2 separate regions of the Homo sapiens genome follow, and region 2 is linked to region 1. Evidence: chromatin contacts called from ENCODE Hi-C or POLR2A ChIA-PET data. All regions are on one chromosome and are shown on one strand. Each heading gives the region's core, a stretch centred on a gene start or an enhancer-like site at or near the end of the contact. The rest is flanking DNA. Distances are from core to core; before and after follow the strand shown.

Region 1 (7,054 bases), core at 2,193-4,692:
CATTCTTTTATTTTGAAATTCACAACAAATTATTGTTAACTACAGTTGCCTTATTGTGCTACTGAACACTAGGTCTTATTCACTCTTTCTAACTATATTTTTGTACCCATTAACCATCCCCACTTCCCTGCATTCCCTGACCCCCAACTAACCTTCCGTGTCTCTGGTAACCATCATTCTACTCTGTCTTCATGAGTTCAATTGTTTTAAATTTTAGTTCCCACAAATAAGTGAGAACATGTAAGTTTGTCTCTCCATACCTGGCTTATTTCACTTATCATAATGACCTCCATTTCCATCCATGTTGTTGCGAATGACAGAATCTCAGTTTTTTTTAATGACTGAATAGTACTCCATTATGTATACGTACTCTTTATATCCGCAAAATGGGATTTTAAAATCCTATTTTAAAAAAATTATCTTCTGCTGATTGTACACTGATGGGAAACTTCTCCAGGAGCAAACTTGATATTCCCCCTTGGCTTCATCTTAGTTAATTTAAAAATAATAACATCTTTATTTAATTCAGGGGAGAGATAAGCAGTATTTGTTATGTGAATACAAAATATGTGACCAACACTATTGTAGGTAGATGATGCCTTTCCTGATTTAATCCCCACCAAAACTTTGAGCAATAGAAGATATTCTCTTTTTATTTTGAAAATGAGAAGGTGAATTTGGTCAAGATTAAGTGACCAAACTCTGTGCTTTGTACTCCTCCCCACTGGGGCCTCCTCATTCCCAATTTTGCCTAACATATATTCTGGCACAGAAGTGAGCACTGAATAAATGCCAGTAGAATTAAATTCTACAAATGCTTGAGTTACGCTTCATGGTTAATGGGTGAATACATTTATATAGAATAACACTTTTCCATTCTCCCAACTAGAACACCAACACTCAGTGCCTGATGGTGGTTTGGGAGCATTAGTTAGAATAGGAGACTGTACTTACATACATACTTATTTTAACTGTAAAGTTAAATTGATATATTTAATGCACAGCTATAATATGAATATATTGTAGCTATAATATTGGGTACATATGTGTACATAGCTATAATATTGAGTACATATATGTACTCCCAATTATCTGGGAGTTCACTAAGCAGTACAATAAATACATTAATAAACATAAAGAAAATCTTTATGGATTTTAGTACAACTTGTGAATTTAGAAACAGGTTGTGACTCTCCTCTGGGAAAATTCCTATGATGACCTCTCATGTTCCTTGGGGCAATGAGCCTCAGTTCTTAGAGGTATCTGCCTTTCTTTGAACACATACTGCTCCTCTCCAGATATCTGCATAGCTCACATCTTCACTCCTAGAAATCTTAGCTGAAATGTCAGTCATCTTCTCAATGAGGTCTACTGTCACCACTTTTTATTTTATTTTTTGATATAGGGTCTTTCTCTGTTGCTCAGGCTGGAGTGCAGTGGTATGATCTCAACTCACTACAACCTCAACCTCTTGGGTTCAAGTGATCCTCCCACCTCAGCCTCCTGAGTAACCGGGACCACAGGAGCACATTACCACGCCTGACTAATTTTTGTATTTTTTGTAGAGAAGGGGTTTCACTATGTTGCCCAGGCTGGTATTGAACTCCTGAGCTCGAGGAAGCTGCCAGCTTCAGCCTCCCAAAATGATGAGATTATAGGCATGAGCCATCCTGCCTGGCCCCTCATCGCTTTATTTAAGAAGACAAGCTACCTTAGTCCCCAACTCCAGCTTCCTAACTCTTGACTCCCTTAGCCTACTAAATTTTCTCTTTCTTCCCTAGCACATAACATGTTTTAGCTTGTAGAAGAACTTTCTCATTTATTATCTTTATTGTTTATTGAGCCTCCCCCCAGCCCCAGGAGAATGTAATCCAGGAGGGCCTGGATCCATCTCTTTTATTCATGGATATATTGCAAGTACCAAGAAGTGCATCTGTTCAGTAAAGCCTGAATGAATGAACTAACAGACAACAAAAAATATTTGTTGAATGACTAGAGGGTAACTTAACTTTTTCTCAGATAATTCAGTATTTATAAGAAAGTTTAAGAAATGCTTTTGATTAAACTATTCTCATTATCTTAAAGTTAATAACGATCAACTCTAGATCTTTTTAAAAACTGTGCTCATTTTATTATCTGTCCTGCCTTCCTAATTTTCACCTAAAGATGTAAAACTAAATATACTATTTGTTCACTTTGCAAGTACAAAAAAAAACTCAAATATGAAAAATTTGACTTCTAATTTTTGGTGACTGTCAGATGCAAAGAGAATGTGCTGCCATCTTCCTCTGTCCCACTTGTTTTCACACACAAGGCAATCCAAGCACTAAGTTGCCATTTGTGTGCTCAGGACTGCTCTGCTGATAAGTGGTTGGGATTTGGAAGAGACACCTAAATACCGATGGTTGACCTCCCAGCACATTCTTGTTGGACTCTATCACACTACCCTATCAACCTGGTTAGTGTGTTATGCATGTCACTCTACTAGTGACAATAGGGGAATTTATTCCTTAAATCTCATGAATGTCTTTTCTCCTTCTTCTCTTCTTATATCATCTCCCAGACAAAGCTGGAGTTCAGGTGAACTGCAAAGTGGTGTGAGAGCTCCTGCTATGGTGGTCCAGCTCTCATCTGGCACTTCTGCTTGATAAGCTCAGAGCAGTTCTTTTAGACTGCCTCTTGTAGGCACGCTTGAAAAACAACCCAGTTAGCATTCCCCTAGCCTTCATCTATGATTTCACTGGGAAACTATGCATTAGATACTTTGGAAATAAATATACACAAGAAATTACAACTCAGTTTGAATGACCCTCTACCTTGGAATGTCTAGAACTGTGAGTTATAAGGCCAAGAAATATGTCCAGGCCTGCTGGCTCAAAAAGTTGCTATTCCTTATATGGAATCTGGACAGACAGGGAAGCTGAAGTTGTATAAACTAAACGGAGATTTTTTTTTTTCCCAGCCACTTACGTGCCTCATCCTTGACCTATTTCATTTATAGGTTCCTTTAAGATATGATGCCTTGAGAGTTCGTTGCCTTCTTGCCAGTCTTCCAACAACAATTTTAAGAACAGCCAGTGCTTTACATGGACTTTAATTATATTGGAAAATCCAAGGAAAGGACCAGAAAGGCCATGAGTGTGGTGATGCAATTATATCAGTAGAAGGTTAGACCTGCTAACAGTGAGGGGATCCGGCTAGAGCAACCCAAGTACAGTCGATTCATTACTGTTGGAAATTTTTAAATGCAGACATTCAGAAATGTTTAGTCTGGTTTTCAGTAAGGAAGAAGGGCAAGTAGATTCAAACAAGGACCCGCATGCTGCACAATAAGTACTTTTTTTACTCTATTTCCTTGATAATGGAGAAAATGAAACAACAAGCTATGAACTTAAAGCTAGAAGGAGAAATTCTATTCTTTAATAGGAGTAGTTATTTTTTCTTACACAATCTAGAATAGGGACATTTCGCAATCTTGGCTTACACAGAATATTTTAAAGTAAGTAATTCAGAACACTCAAAGTACGTTTGCTTTCGCTAATCCTTGTCAGCAGTTCTGAAGTCTTTCTAGGTTCAAATCCCAGCTATACCATTAACCAGGATAAGTTTCTTACGCTCTCTAAACTTCAGTTTTCTCACTTAGAAAATGAGGATTAAAAATAGTACCTACTGTACAGAATAGTTGGAAGAGTTTAAGAAGTTAAGACAACATAAATAAGAGACTGATGAGTACTTAGTGTCGCATAAATAGAAACAATTATTACTCTCACTAGCCATGTTTATTGATTGAATGGAGCTTTAGAAAAGTAGAAAGTAGATCATAAAAAAGTCCCGTACGTAATGAAAAGTGGCCCCCTGAGTCTGAACACACTGCCTTGTTACTCAAAATTTCTTCTTTTCTAGACTTAGGTGTATATTTTCAGTAGAAGTGGGGAAGAATGACAATTAACTAAACAATCCAAAGGAAGTGCTGGATCTTTGCATTTGTTATTGCAATTTTTCAGATGAAAGCTTGGGTTTCCTAGATGCTTAAATTACAGTACGATCTCACACTTGTACTTCATGAGGTTGCATTGGGATGTAGATATTTACGGATTGACCTACAGACTAAAAAACAAAGCAAAGAATCAAACAAAACAAAAACCGACAAAATATTCTTCTTCTTAAAGCCTGGATGATGATATTAACTTATACTGCTTTCATTTCAAGGCTTTTTTTTTCAAAGTGCGGAGTCGCCGAAGAGCGGACTTCACTTAGGGTACCCGGAAAGCACATGGAAGCGAGCCCACTCACTCATGTGAAAGAGAAACGCTCACCTTTGAGAAACATATTAGAATTCCAAAATGAGTAAATCTGAGAGAAGATGTTTTAGTTGTAGCACACATATTAGTTTTGTGATTTAAGACTGGTGTTTTTATTTTAAATGCACAGCAGGAGGGAAAGGTGGGGCCTTAAGCGTTTCTGTGCTTAGCGCCTCTGCAGGCCTGATCTAGCCCTGGTCTTGTAGATGATTGTAATACTTTTATAGCTATTCAGGTATTTTGTCACCAAAATAAATATATAGTTTATATTTAGGCAAGGCTAAAGGAGGGAATCTCAAATTTGTTTACAAGCTCAGTAATGGAAATAGAATGAGTACCAAATATTTCTATATCACTTGAAAACACCATTCATTGTTAGAGGCTCTGATATAATTTAGGCTCTGGGTAATTTTGATTTTGATAAACCTGATTTTCTAGTTTTTAAAATCTCTAATCGCCAAGCATCTAGTTTTTTCTCATTAGAGAAGCTAATGCTCTCATAATACTTAATATTCTCCATTTTCAGCAAAGCTAGCTTTAAATATTTCCTAATGCTAATGCCTGATTTGTCTAAGCATTTTAGCTAAATCTAATCTTTTATTACTGTTGATGCTCATCTCTATTTTCAGATGGTTAATTTGCTGACTTTCTGCAAAGTTCAGTTTTTGTTACATGTCTGATCAAGCTTAACAATAATTTCCTATATTAGCCAAAGGAATGTTTGTTTATGAGCTTAGAGTCATATTTATTAACATCCATGATTAACTGAAAATTGCCCCATGTGGTATTTCAATCCACAAATGTGTTTTGATTAGAAAAGGGACAATTATTCCATTTGCATTTGATTCTAACACAAATGGTATAATTTTCAGCTCTCTTAGTCAAACAGTTAGTAGTGAAGAAAAGAAAAGGTAAGGCCTTAGAAAGACTCCCATTATGGCTGCGGCTTTCTTATCACTTAGACCCTAGTATAATTTTGTTTTTGGTAGCACATTTCTATGAAATAGTTAGTATTGATAATTACCTTAATTGTTCATATACTCTATAAAGTATCACTGGGGCATTATCTATTATGTCGCCTGACATTGATTATTGTGTACTTTCGAACATATTTCATCCTCTTTAGGATTGGATGTCTGACTATTTAGATTTAATACTTGACAAATATTATGCATGTAGAAATCCAGTAAATAAGAAAAAATATATTTTGAGGAGGTGATTTATGTTCTCTTTAATTCCAAGTACTTTCTCTGACGCTTTCATGACCTGATCTAAATCTCCAAGTTCACTTTTTTTATCCAGTAGAATAGAATTTAGCTTCTCACGGACTGCTTGGGCACATGGCAAGGGATTCTTTCTGAGAGTCTGATGCCACTGGAATCTGGAATCTGACTTTTTGAAGTTCTGCCCGAATGGTTAGTAGCTCAGGGTGGTCTTTAGAAGCTGTAGTCCCAGCATAGAGTCTCATGGATCCCCGAGGCATGACTGGTCTGGTTAGCCTCTCCAGAACTGCTGATACAGGAGTCACCTCCTTGGAACTGTTTGTGGACCCAGTCACTTTCCCTGGAGATAAGAACAAACTTTTAGAACCAAAATTCTTGCACCTTCCTGTTAGACTGGGGGTTACTCTTTTATTTGCAATTCAGAATGAGAACTTTGATAAGATTATCTGACTTTTGTTGTTGTCTTCCTTGGGTTGAGAGCTAACTAGGCACGTAAATTTTGGTCTTATTATCTTTTTAGGCTGGGTCTAACAGAATGACAGAAAGGCACCAGTAGCTAGCACAATTCCCAACAGTCTCTATAATATTGACTCACTGAATGAATGAATGAATGAACAAGTGAGTTTTTCAGATATCTGTGTGACCACAGACTTGATGCTCCCATTTCAAGCTTCTATGATATCAGATTTTTTTTTTTTTACCCTGTTTGGTCAATTAGCTTTACCCAAAAGTTTTGCTCTAATTCCTAAAAAACTTCATATGAATTGGAAACGCTTCTTTCTTTTGATCAGCTTTAATCTGCATAGAACCTCCTTTTCATGCCAGAATGCCAGCTTTAATAAATCAGGCAGCTCAAATTGAGTAAATCTATTTAAATACTTATAAAATATTAAGGATGCATTTGGGAAAAGCCTCTAAGGTTATTGTGGCCCCTGAGCATCTCACAGTAACTAATTTATTAAGCAGTTTGCAAACCTGGGAAGAAAGGAAAAAGAAAAATGTTTTCATAAACCAAGAGCAGAAGCCAATTTTTCAGCTCAGATGATGAAAGGAAGCATGCATTTCTAATCAAAAAGACAGATAAGCCTTCTCTCTCCCACCATTCCCTCACCGGCAAAGTGCCTTTTCATCATCAACAACACTCCATTCCTAATGGCTGCCTGGGCCTTTCTGCACCTTCTCCATACGCTGGTAATGTACACACAGCATCCCTTTGAAACAAGAGCCCATTAGCTGTGGCAGACTACCTTTTCACATGACGCTCTTCTGTTGCAAGTCATCAGCACAGTGTTAAATCATTCTTACTGGGCATGCTCAGAACCCTGTCAGAGGGATAAACTGATATTTAGAGCTATAGCATGAAAATTGGTTTTCAGCCCCCTTGAAGGACAGTTTAAAAAAAAAAAAAAGGAAAAAAAAAAGGGAAAAGGTCATAAACTAGACAGGTAACACCAAGCTCATTTTTTCTACCTTGGAGCTTTTCTTCTTTGGATTTCTTTGGGTGATCGTTTGTGACTCTCATTGTGATGT
Region 2 (7,054 bases), core at 2,943-5,442, 830 kb after region 1:
GAGAATTTCCATATACCCTTTGCCCAGTTTCCCCTAATGTTAACATCTCACATTACCATGACACATTTGCCAAAACTGCAAAACTAACATTGGTACATGACTATTAACTAAACTCCAGATGTCATTTGGATTTTACCTGTTTTTCTACTAATATTATTTTTGTGCTCTGTATTTTTTGTTTTTTTGTTCCAGGATCCAGTCCAATATACCACTTTGCATTTGGTCATCTGCCTCCTTAAGTCTTTTCAGGTCTATGCAGCCTCTTAGTCGTTCTTTGTTTCCCATGACCTTGACAGTTTTGAAGAATACTGGAGAGGTAGGCTGTAGAATGTCCCTCAGTATGTCTAATGTTTTCTCATGACTAAAGTGGGGCTATGGATTTTTGGAAAGAATACCACGTAGGTAAAGTACCCTTCTCACTGCAATATGTCAGCAGCTATAAGGATATCAGCATGATTTATTACTGGTGATATTCACCTTAATCATTTGGTTAAGGTGATGACTGCCAGTTTTCTCCACTGTAAAGTTACTTTTCCCTTTCCATATTCTATTCTCTGGAAGCAAGTCACTATGTACAACTCCCATTTGAGAGGGAGAGAGAGAATAAAGCTCTGTCTCTTAGAGAGTGGGTATCCACTTATTTTACTTGGATTTCCTCTATAAGAAATATTTGACCTTCTCCCCTTTTATTTATTTATTCAATTGTTTCCCTTCCCTATTTTTAATAAATACTTTCTCCTAGCTTCTTCTCTCTATATATTGGATTTTATATCAAAGTATATAGCAAACACAATAGCTCATGCTGTATTGGAAAGACTCACCAGACCTCCTTCAAAGACACGTGCCTGTCCTCCATGAAGCCACTGTGCAATTTGTTGAATTTGTAGTTTTACCCTTCACATTTTTTTTCCTGACTTTTTTAATGGAAAGCTTATTTTTCTGTGGTTGTTTGTATAGATGCCAGGCATTTCCTTTAAGAGTGTTAGGACTTTCTCTGATACAGTTCACTTTTTTCATACATATTATACAGGCTATGGAATCAATCTAAGACTGTGTAAACTTAGGCTGTATCTCCATAAGTTTTTAAGACCCAGTTGAAAAATAAAAATATAATATTTGTTCCATTCAATCCAGCAGTTGTTTAATTTCCATAACAGCAAGCAAAGGGTTTGACTGACTTTTTCTAAACTAATCATGTTTCTCTCTGTTTCCATTTGGATCTACAAATTCTTTTACCATATGAGAATCCTTGGGAAATAAAAAAAAAAAGAATTGACGTATTTTCCCCTACATAGTCTCTTCCCTGCCCAGCCCTTCTCCAAGGAAAAGAAAAGACCCCCTTAAACCTTTAAATTCAGTCCTGAGATAGATACTGAGGTGCATAACTGCAGAAGAGCATAGGGATTTGCATTTGATGTTTGGTTTATCTGAAGCCCAATCAATTGGCTCCCTGAATGAGCCAGACCAAATTTCTTGTGTGCTATGCCAGGCTTCCTGTGAGTCTTGAGTCCAACCATTGGATTCTCACCAGCTTTTCCAGGAGAGAGCAACACAAGACCCATGGGACCTTCTGCATTCCAGCTCTAAGAAAGTTCTGTCAACAAGGCATTGATTTCAAGTATGGGTAAAGGCATCCCCCAGTGTGTCACCATGCACGAATATTGCCAATGCTAACATGTGCTATAAGCCAGACTTTCCTCATTCTGCCAACAATAAGAAGTGTGCAGCAGCTCAAGGAGGAGCAGGGGAGGCTGCCACCCCTGTAGAATACCCATCGAGTCCTTGGCACTGAACTAGACCTGCTGAGTAGGAAAAGGACACAGACCACTTCATTTTTATTCCTTCCCGCTATGGTTCTTCTTGTCAAGGCCTCATTGCCTCTTTCCTTCTCAATCTCCTTCATCTCTTAAGAATATTCTAGCCGGGCACAGTAGCTCACATCTGTAATCCCAGCACTTTGGGAGGCAGAGGTGGGTGATCGCCCACCCACCTGAGGTCAGGAGTTTGAGACCAGCCTGGCCAGCATGGTGAAACCCCATCTCTACTAAAAATACAGAAATTAGCTGGGCGTGGTGGCGGGCCCTTGTAATCTCAGCTACTCAGGAGGCTGAGGCAGGAGAACTGCTTGAACCCAGGAGGCAGAGGTTGCAGTAAGCCAAGATTGCGCCATTGCACCACCTGGATGACAAGAGCAAAACTCCATCTCAAAAAAAAAAAAAAGAATATTCTAGCTGGTGGATTATTTCCATTCTTCAGAAGTTCCAAGTGTCCAAACATATGCATTTTTTGTTATATACCATTTGTATGTGCTGTTTCAAATATTTTCCATTTTATTCCAGTCTAGCATATAAGCAGTTAAAAATATAAGGTTAAAAAAATTATATGTCTTATCAGTCCTTTCTGCTAGAATGTAAATGCTATGAAGACACTTAAGATTTGTTTACTGCTATGTTGGTTGTGTTTAACAGAGGACCAAGAGGATAATACAGGCTCAATAAATATTTGCTGCACAGAAAGGAAAAATGAAAGTCTCCTCCCAGTGCCTAGTACATCACCTCAACTCAGTCATCATACTGACTGCCGGATGTCAATCATGCCTATTCTCTAAGGGCTTAAGGTCTAGATTAGTGGTAAGGTAACCATGTCTAGCATACTTTAAGAAATAGTGACTGCAAATGTTATATTTATAGAGTCATTTAAAATCCCCTTCTCCCCCAAATACTTTTTTAATCTCATTCTCTGAGCAATTCTATGATATTGGTTTAGTGACTGATTTCTTAGGATCCCAATCTGGATGAAAATAACTGAACCTACCCTCGACAATTTTGATCCATTGGCACTGACAACACCAAGCATTTGTTGTGAAAGAGCTAGCTGAATGAGGAAAGTTAATTTTTGTACCTTTTGTAATCATCCTATAAATGTAAAATCATAACAAAAAAATCAGAAGTATTTCTCAAGTGCATTTTTAGTTTTCTGAAATTACAGTACATACATTTCATGTCTCGTACTCCAAACCTTGACCTTTTACTTGTCAGTAGGCAAGTTTGGGTTGGACATACTTTCTTCCAGACATGCTCATTTTTTGTTGGAGTCTTGATTGGGCCTTCACATCTCCAGATGAACCAAACATGATCATTTTGTGATCATTAAAAATTCTCCATATATTTAAATATACTTATATATTTATGCTTCTAACTTGACAAAATGACTTTAAAGTGTAATTGAAGTACAAAGATGTGTATTACATATCTTAAATTCTCTTTACCTTTCCCTCTCCCCTCTCAATATCTCCCTCTTTCTCTTACCTTCCAACTTTACCTCACTCCTAGATTTTATGAATCTAAGACTTGCACCTTTTTTCATTGCTCTAATTTCATGATAAATAAGTTAGCTAGCAAGGCCTCCCAAATCTCTAATTGAAATACACGTGAATCATTTTGGGGGAATCTCACAAGCTTGTCGGAACAGTCTGCCAAACCTGGGGAGATGAGCACCAGGGTATGAACTTTTTTTTTTTTTTTTTTGAGACGGAGTCTCACTCTTTCACCCAGGCTGGAGTGCAGTGGCACAATCTAGGCTCACTGCAACCTCTGCCTCCCAGGTTCATGCCTTTCTGCTGCCTCAGCCTCCCGAGTAGCTGGGACTACAGGCGCCCGCCACCACCCGGCTAATTTTTTGTATTTTTAGTAGAGATGGAGTTTCACCGTGTCAGCCAGGATGGTCTCAATCTCCTGACCTCGTGATCCACCCGCCTCGGCCTCCCAAAGTGCTGAGATTATGAGCATGAGCCACCGTGCCTGGCTGGGTATGAACATTTTAATGAACAGTGGTCAGGTCACCAGGATCATCCCCCTTCAGTACCAGAGTCAAGGGGATCAGCCAACACACGTGGCAAGGCCAGAGGTACAGGTCCCCAGAAGAGAGACAGAGCCTTGACTGCAGGTCTTCCATGTGTCTCCATTGTGTCTGCCTACTCCCCGATTCAAAATTCCTTCCTGCTTTCAAATCCAAGAAAAATAAACTCAGATTCCAGGGTCAGACATTTTTCTCTTTCTAAAAAGTATCAACACTCCCTCCCCTCACCACTCCCCACAAGGAAGTGGATGCAATGCCTGTTCACAAAGGCACATTGGGTGAGGATCTCTGTGTTTAGATTCCTCTCTACAGAGGCCAGAAAGCCTTTAGAGTCACAGAACTGACCCTCGGGCTGAAGCTTGAGGTCATCCTTCATGTTCAGAGTTCCTCACATGCCGTCCCCTGCTCTCTGCCAGACTGTTTGGTGACAAAGAGTCCAGAGGGAGGGAGAGTAAGAAGGGGAAGGGGCCAAGGCAGGGCTTCTCTTTCCAAGATGTAAAAGGCAAACTTCAGGCCACCAAGTCCAAATCGACAACCAGATAGAGCCTCTGTGCTGGTTTGAGCTATTGCTCAACGTTCTAGGCTTTAATATTTTAAGAAAAGTTTATTATGACAAGTCAATGACAGCACTTTTAGTAGGTTAATAAATCATGGGCATATTATATCACAGAGATGACAGCTATGTAAAGCATCACAGGAAACCTGATATTATTTCAACAAAATAGCAACTAGAGCGTCTTGGCACTTACTGTAATTTTAAGTCAAGGTTTAAAAATATATTATTATTAATATTACTGAATGAGAAATTTCCTTGGATTGGGTACTGAGAAATGAAACAGTTCATTGCACAGTTTAGTGTGAGAAGGAATGAAGCATTACGTGGGGAAGGGATTGCAAATGCAGCTTCCTATATTGATGCTCTGGTTATTTTTTATGATTTGCTAATAGCAGGTTAGGGGAGGGAAAGGAACCCAAACCAGATGAAAAATAGGATAAAAAGATGGCCAAGAGCTTTCTTTCATGGCCTCTTTCCAAGCATATGTGGAAAAAAAAGAGATGTTAATTTTTTAATAAGATTCAGAGCATGGTAGAGTAGGAATTGGGGGCCGACCCAATCTTGTTTTGTTTCTTTCATAAAGGAAACTTGGAAGCAGCTGTCAGAGCTGGGGGGTGACAGATGTTAGCAGTGAAGGGTGCAAAGGCAACAACTTACTCCTCCTTCCAAACTGTGAAAATTGTCCTGTGCCAACATTTTTCTGTTCTTTTGGTGGACAGGACAGTGGATTGGCAGGATTAAGAAAGAATAATAAACCCTGATATGTAAATAGTACTTTCCAGTTTACAAAATGCTTTTACATATTTTATCTCAAATCAGCTTTCTACAATAAGCAATCTAGGCTCTGCTGTAATTCTTTTCACATGAGAAGGTGAAGGCTTGGGGAGGTGAAGTGACTTGCCCCCAAACCCACAAAACTGCTTGTGATTGAGAAAGGCTAATAATCCAATCTCCTGGTGGTTGGGTCAGAGCTTTTTCCATTATGTGTGTTTATCTCAGTTTCATCTGGTTTGGGTTTCTTTCCCTGCTCCATCCTAATATGAGCAAATTATAAAACATAACCAGAACATCAATATAGGAAACTGCATTTGCAATCCCTTCCCCACATAATACTTCATTCCTTCTCACACTGAACTTTGCAATGAATTGTTTTAGTTTTTAGTACCCCATCCAAGACTGTTAATCCATGTCACTATTTCTTTTAACTTCTTGTAACTGCTTAGCACTGGAATCCAATAGTTTAGTGGGCATAGTCAGTGCCATCATCCCTGGAGGGAAAGGTGTCCCCTCACAATCTTCCTTCTTAATCCTGGCCTCAGGGCTGGCTTCGTTCCTCTGGTTTTGGATGAGAGAGAAGGGTATTTCACACCAAGGAAGGCTTGACGTTCAGAACAACATCTTGGCAAGGGCAGAGGCCAGCTAGGAAGGGTGAAAGAATCTGTTTTCAGCTCTCTCAGCTCCTGAAGGTCCTCTTTCTGTGTTTAGCATTGCCTTTTCTCTAGGTCTGTCTTCCACCTTCCAGGAAACCAGGGTGTTTCTCCACCACACAGCCACATCCAAAATCTGCCCTCAAGAATCCAGTACCAGTCACTTAAGCCTTGGTCTAAATTTAAATCTATGGTACTTCTCCTAGGGATATATTCATAGCAAGCCTATGTTTAATTGTGGAATAAAATATTTTCCTGCAAAATAATGATAATAATAATAATCATGAACTACTACAAACATGGAAGAGTTGTTCAGTGATTTTCTTGGGGAAGGAAATGGAAAATTTCCTCATATCCCTGACAATGTGCTACACATAGGCACCATTTAAAAGATGATCCAAGCATTGAAAGTAATGTCACAGCATTGTGTATCATCAAGGTATCCTTTAAAGGATAATAGATCATTCAGCATTGTATTACAACAGTGATCATTTTGAAGGTTTGTAATTGAGACACAGAAAAAAATGGAAGTGATGTCATCAAAAAATTTAAAAGCCCCTGGCTTCTAGAACACTCTGTAAGACTCTAAGACAGGTAAGAGCTATCAACCTAATGACCATAGGCTGCAAACCCCAGAAAACTTTAGAGCACAGCTTTCAAATAAGTGGCAACTGGAAATCTACCAGTCAAGGTTTTAAATTTTTTAACATAAATGTAAATCTACTTAACTAATAGCATTGACCCATTCCCTGCTCTTCCTTTTTATTGCTTTCCAAGGCCATGTTATTTCACTTGCACGGAATTAGACACCAAGGATTAAGTCATTTACTCTAGAGTGACCCAGGAGTGGAACTGAGGGTATAACCCAGGCCCACTGACTCCCTTCCACAAGCCATGGATGCTTTAACTACTACATAGGAAATCACCATTCAGAAAATCTCTTAAATAAAAGTCAACAGTAATAATGTCAAGACTTAATAAATGGGTGTGGACTATGTCCTTGGAAAAATTAGTTCTACCAAACTGTGGAGACATGGGCTAGGTCAAAGTGAGTACATGGTTAGACCTGTCTATCTTCTGAAAGAATTTGGAATGAGGAATGAATCATAGAGGTTATCTGGATAATTCATAAATCACAAAAGTCTATCTAGTGCCTGTTATTTCAAAGCAGTTCCATAACATCTCCGGAAGAAAATCAGGTTATCTATATGAC

What was found. A loop is a pair of places that touch in the nucleus more often than their neighbours do. ChIA-PET counts read pairs that join two places held with the same protein, here RNA polymerase II (POLR2A). Pooled maps may share reads with other maps.
Region 2: a map of ascending aorta shows a loop between it and region 1 (2.2-fold over the local background). The contact joins two enhancer-like sites. A Hi-C loop is called at or near these places in 2 of 168 maps with a recorded cell type or tissue (IMR-90 and ascending aorta) and 4 of 50 pooled maps. POLR2A ChIA-PET finds 5 or more read pairs at or near these places in 1 of 52 experiments (OCI-LY7).

What each region holds. Positions count from the first base shown.
Region 1 is chr2:66,837,334-66,844,387 of GRCh38, forward strand. No RefSeq gene overlaps it. Among named protein-coding and RNA genes, the nearest start is that of LINC01799, 64 kb to the right of the region's middle. Within about 2 kb of position 3,443, at least 6 of the 41 ENCODE cell types and tissues checked have a DNase peak (open chromatin) inside an H3K27ac peak, as active enhancers do; they include ascending aorta, where a contact is called at or near this core.
Region 2 is chr2:67,662,384-67,669,437 of GRCh38, forward strand. No RefSeq gene overlaps it. Among named protein-coding and RNA genes, the nearest start is that of LINC02831, 100 kb to the left of the region's middle. Within about 2 kb of position 4,193, at least 8 of the 41 ENCODE cell types and tissues checked have a DNase peak (open chromatin) inside an H3K27ac peak, as active enhancers do; they include ascending aorta, where a contact is called at or near this core.